Regions from separate parts of the Homo sapiens genome. Here region 2 is linked to region 1. Evidence: read pairs that join two places in POLR2A ChIA-PET (ENCODE). Cell type or tissue: Caco-2. All regions are shown on one strand.

Region 1 (2,500 bases):
TGTTTTTATTATTTTTTAGTAGAGACGGGGTTTCGCCATGTTGGTCAGGCTTGCTCTTGAACTCCTGACCTCAGGTGATCTGCCCGCTTCAACCTCCCAAAGTGCTGGGATTACAGGAGTAAGCCACCACACCCAGCCATTTATGTATTTTTTATTTTTAGAGACAGGGTCTTGCTCTGTTGCCCAGGCTGGAGTACAGCAGCACAATCATAGCTCACTGCAGCCTCGAACTCCTAGGCTCAAGCCATCCTCCTGCCTCTGCCTCCTGAGTAGCTGGGGCCACAGGCATGTGCCACTGCATCTGGCTAATTTTTAAGTTTTTTGTAGAGATGGGGTCTCACTATGTTGCCCAGGCTGTCTTGGACCCCTGGGCTCAAGTGATCCTCCTGTCTTGGCCTCCCAAAGCACTGAGATCATAGGCCTGAGCCACTGTGCCCAACCTAGGAGAGTCGTTTTAAACAGCAGAGACCCAAGTGGAGGTTTCAAAACCAAAGCAGCCTTTCTGGGGGCCATGCTGCACCCGGGGCGATGGCCACTTTTGTAAACATGAGAAAGAGACAGAGACACCCCAACAGACCTGGGCACCTGCCACCATGCCAGGCACTGGGCAGAAGCATTTATGGACACCTCGTGGAATCCTCCCCACAACCCGTTGGAAAGGCACCGTTACCACCTTCACTTTCCGGAGGGGGAAACTGAGGCTGGGAGCAGCAGAGCCACTTGCCGGACCCATCTGCCCAACTCCCAGCCCCACGCCCCTCCTCTACCTCAACCTGCCGAGGAAGCACCAGGCAGTCAGGCGGCCCCACACGGGTAACCTGGATCTGATTTTAACTGTACTCTGGGGTGCTCGTTACACAAAAGCATCCTCTTGTGAATTCTGGGACTTAAAAAAAAAAAAGAAGGATGTGTGCTCCCCGATTTCTCCCTTGAGAAAAACTAGACTTCCTTCCTATGGCAAGCACACGCGCAAGAGGCTGGCCCCGTAGGTTCCTGAGGCTCTGTTAATGAATGACAATGAGCACTAATGTTTAACGTCTGGTCTAGCCTGGTAGCCTGGTAACAGCGTGACCCTGATACTTGGGCTAACTTCAGCTGAGTCTTGTGGACTAAAGGGCCCGGGGCACCGCCCTCTCCTTCATCCCCTGCTGTACCCATCCTCCCACTTGAAGCCTTCCAGAAAACTTGCCCGGCCCACACCTTTCCCTGACCTTCCCATTTACACACTCTGCAGTCTGACTGGCTTTCGGCTGCACGTGCACTAAAATGAAAATCAGAAAGTCAACAGGGCACCTGTGTCTGGGGACCTGGTTTGTTCAGCATCCTAGATTTTTCTGGAGAGTTTATCCAGGTCACAAATCTGGATCTTTTGGTTTTTTTTTTTTTTTTTTGGAGACACGGCCTCACTCTCTTGCCCAGGCTGGAGTGCAGTGGTGCAATCTTGGCTCACTGCAACCTCCCCTTCCCGATTCAAGGGATTTTCCTGCCTCAGCCTCCCGAGTAGCTGGGATTACAGGTGCCCACCACCATGCCCGGCTAATTTTTGTATTTTTAGTAGAGATGGGGTTTCACCATTGTTTGGCCAGGCTGCTCTCCAACTCCTGACCTTAAACGATCCTCACAACTTGGCCTCCCAAAGTCCTAGGATTATGGGTGTGAGCCACCACGGCCAGCCACAAACCTGGATTCTGTCTTCAAAGAACCAACCTCAAATGCCATCAATGGCACTGGAAGTTATGAACTTGCTAACCATGCATGTTACTTCACCTCACTGGGCCTTAGTTTCTCCATCTGTAAAATGCGGTTGGTTATTAGACTCAAATGAGGCAATGATGTAACGGGCTTAGCACAATACTTGGCACATTGTGACGGTTTCATAAATGTGAGCTGTTAACATGCCAAGGTTTTTAAAATTTTTATTATAGGCTGGGCACAGTGGATCATGCCTATACTCCCAGCACTTTGGGAGGTTGAGGGAGGAGGATTGCTTGAACTCAGGAGTTTGGAAACAGCCTGGGCAACATAGCAAGACCCTGTCTCTATTTTTGAATACAGTAAAATAATTTTTTTTTTTTATGGAGTCTTGCTCTGTCGCCCAGGCTGGAATGCAGTGGCATGATCTCAGCTCACTGCAACCTTTGCCTCCAGGTTCAAGTGATTCTCCTGCCTCAGCCTCCCAAGTAGCTGGGATTACAGGCGTGTGCCACCACACCCAATAATTTTTGTATTTTTAGTAGAGATGGGATTTTACCATAGAGACCAGGCTGGTCTCCAACTCCTGACTTCAAATGATCCTCCCATCTCGGCCTCCTAAAGTGCTGGGATGACAGGCATGAGCCACCACACCTGGCCCAAAATAAAATATTTACTATAATTATATTATATATTATATTATATAATATATATAATATATATATTATATATATATATATATTTAAGAGATGGGGTCTTGCTCTGTTGCCCAGAGTGGAATGCAGTGGTGCAATTACTGTTCACTGCA
Region 2 (2,500 bases), 330 kb before region 1:
TGCTGGGATTACAGGTGTGAGCCACCGCGCCTGGCTGCTAATTTTTTTTTTTGGTATTTTTAGTAGAGACGGGGTTTCACCATGTTAGCCAGGATGGTCTCGATCTCTTGACCTCGTGATCTGCCTGCCTCGGCCTCCCAAACTGCTGGGATTACAGGTGTGAGCCACTGCGCCCGGCCGCTATTTTTTTTTTTTTTTTTTTGTATTTTTAGTAGAGACGGGGTTTCACTGTGTTAGCCAGGATGGTCTCGATCTCCTGACCTTGTGATCTGCCTGCCTCCGCCTCCCAAAGTGTTGGGGTTACAGGCGTGAGCTACCACGCCCAGCCTAATTTTTGTATTTTTAATAGAGACAGGGTTTCACCATATTGGCCAGGCTGTTCTCAAACTCCTGACCTCGTGATCCGCTCTCCTTGGCCTCCCAAAGTGCTAGGATTACAGGCACGAGCTCAACACTTGTTATACAGGTCTTTGATACTGTGAAAGGGGAAAAATATCTTCCTGAGAATTAAAAAAAATATTTACAAGATTTGTTTTGCTTGTGTTTGAACCTTAAATAACTATAATTTATCCAGTATGTGCTTTTTTTGTGTCTGTCTTCATTTGCTGAACATTATTTTTGTGAGGTTTGTCTATAATATGTAGAAGTGAAACACACACATAGTGAGGTCTTATTACATATAAGCCATTTTCATAATATGCTTTCGTAGATTGTAGACTGTAGATTTGGGGCACTTGTATGGAAGCAAATACAGGTCTTAATTTAAAACAGTAAGCTGCTGTTTCATATTATACTCTTTGGATGTACTATACCTAATTTAATCATACACATTTAGATTGCACCCATTTTTCCCCTAGAAATGAAATTTGAGTCAAGGGGTATAAATAATTTAAAATTGTTAATAGATATTGCCAAATTGCAATCCAAAAAGCCTTTATTTTTGTTTCCACAAACAGTATACAAGTATGTCCTTCCTGGTAAGTTTTTTTTTTTTTCAGTCTTACTGGTGCTTTTTTTCACCTTGTTTATTAAGTTAATTAAAGCTCTTTTTTTAGATTCATTTACCATATTAACTTTTTTTTTTTCTTTTTTTTGAGACAGAGTCTCACTCTGTCCCCCTAGGTTGGAGTGCAGTGGCGCAATCTTGGCTCACTGCAACCTCTGCCTGCCGGGTTCAAGCGATTCTCGTGCCTCAGCCTCCGGAGCTGGGACTACAGACGTGCGCCACCACACCTGGCTAATTCTTTGTATTTTTAGTAGAGATGGGGTTTTGTCATGTTGCCCAAGCTAGTCTTGAACTCCTGAGCTCAGGCAATCCACCTGCCTCTGCCTCCCAAAGTGCTGCGATTACAGGCGTGAGCCACCACGCCCGGCCCTTATTAACTTTTTTAATTAAATTTTTTTTATTACCGTAGGTTATTGGGGAACCAGTGGTGTTTGCTTACGTGAGTGAGTTCTTTAGTGGTGTTTTGTGAGATTTTGGTGCACCCATCTTCCGAGCAGTATACGCTGCACCTAATAATTCGATTTTTTCTGTTTTTCTCAATCCTCTTATCGGTGACTTAGAACCTCAAACCTATGAGCCTGGTTGTGACCTTGCATTTACATTGAGTGTTTCTTCATTGTCTACTTGGGGAATTCTTGGGCTCTTTTTGGGTGGGAGTTTATGCTCTGGGGAAGTTGTTCTTTACCTGAAATCCATTTGCCTAGATTGCTGATGGAGTAGTTAGTGGCAGGATTTGCTGTTTTGTGTGGTCCACAATTGAGAAGATGCCAGATAGTCACATTTAGTTAAAAGCCCCTTTTGGCTGAATCTTGAGATCGTTTCTAACACAATGGATTTTACTTAGCTTAATTCCTTTGCGATGAGGTTTGCTGCAGATTTGAATAATTATTTTTTCTGATTTTAGTTTTGTTTTTTTTTTTTTAATCAAGATGGAATCTCGCTCTTTTGCCCAGCTGGAGTGCAGTGGCATGATCTCAGTTCACTGCATCCTCTGCCCCGTGAGTTCAAGCGATTCTCCTGCCTCAGCTTCCCAAGTAGCGTAGCTGGGATTACAGGCACCCACCACCACACCCGACTAATTTTTTTTTTTTTTCTTTAGACCAGGTTTCACTCTTGTCGCCCAGGCTGGAGTGCAATGGCGCAATCTCACTGCAACCTCCGCCTCCCGGGTTCAAGTGATTCTCCTGTCTCAGCCTCCTGAGTAGCTGGGATTATCTGGATGTGCCACCACGCCTGGCTAATTTTGTATTTTTAGTAGAGACGGGGTTTTTCCATGTTGGTCAGGCTGGTCTTGAACTCCTGACCTCAGGTGATCTGCTCGCCTCGGCCTCCCAAAGCATTGGGATTACAGGTGTGAGCCACCACACCCAGACTGTATTTTTTTTTTTTCCCCATAGAGACAGGGTTTCACCATGTTGGCCAGTATGGTCTCGAACTCCTGACCTCAAGTGATCCGCCCACCTTGGCCTCCCAAAGTTCTGGGATTACAGGCGT

The links. ChIA-PET counts read pairs that join two places held together with the same protein. Peaks named below come from ENCODE experiments on the same cell type or tissue, not always from the same donor. Only the 100,000 strongest peaks of a DNase experiment are listed, where the experiment ranks them.
Region 2: POLR2A ChIA-PET joins it to region 1 with 18 read pairs; 2 of 35 experiments call an interaction of 5 or more read pairs at or near these places.

Annotation. Positions count from the first base shown.
Region 1 is chr12:122,039,424-122,041,923 of GRCh38, reverse strand. The region is part of intron 3 of BCL7A (BAF chromatin remodeling complex subunit BCL7A); the gene reads right to left. Among named protein-coding and RNA genes, the nearest start is that of BCL7A, 19 kb to the right of the region's middle. In Caco-2, no CTCF peak of the experiment used is centred here; a DNase peak (open chromatin) is centred at 1,113.
Region 2 is chr12:122,372,018-122,374,517 of GRCh38, reverse strand. The region is part of intron 3 of CLIP1 (CAP-Gly domain containing linker protein 1); the gene reads left to right. Among named protein-coding and RNA genes, the nearest start is that of CLIP1-AS1, 22 kb to the left of the region's middle. In Caco-2, no CTCF peak of the experiment used is centred here; no DNase peak of the experiment used is centred here.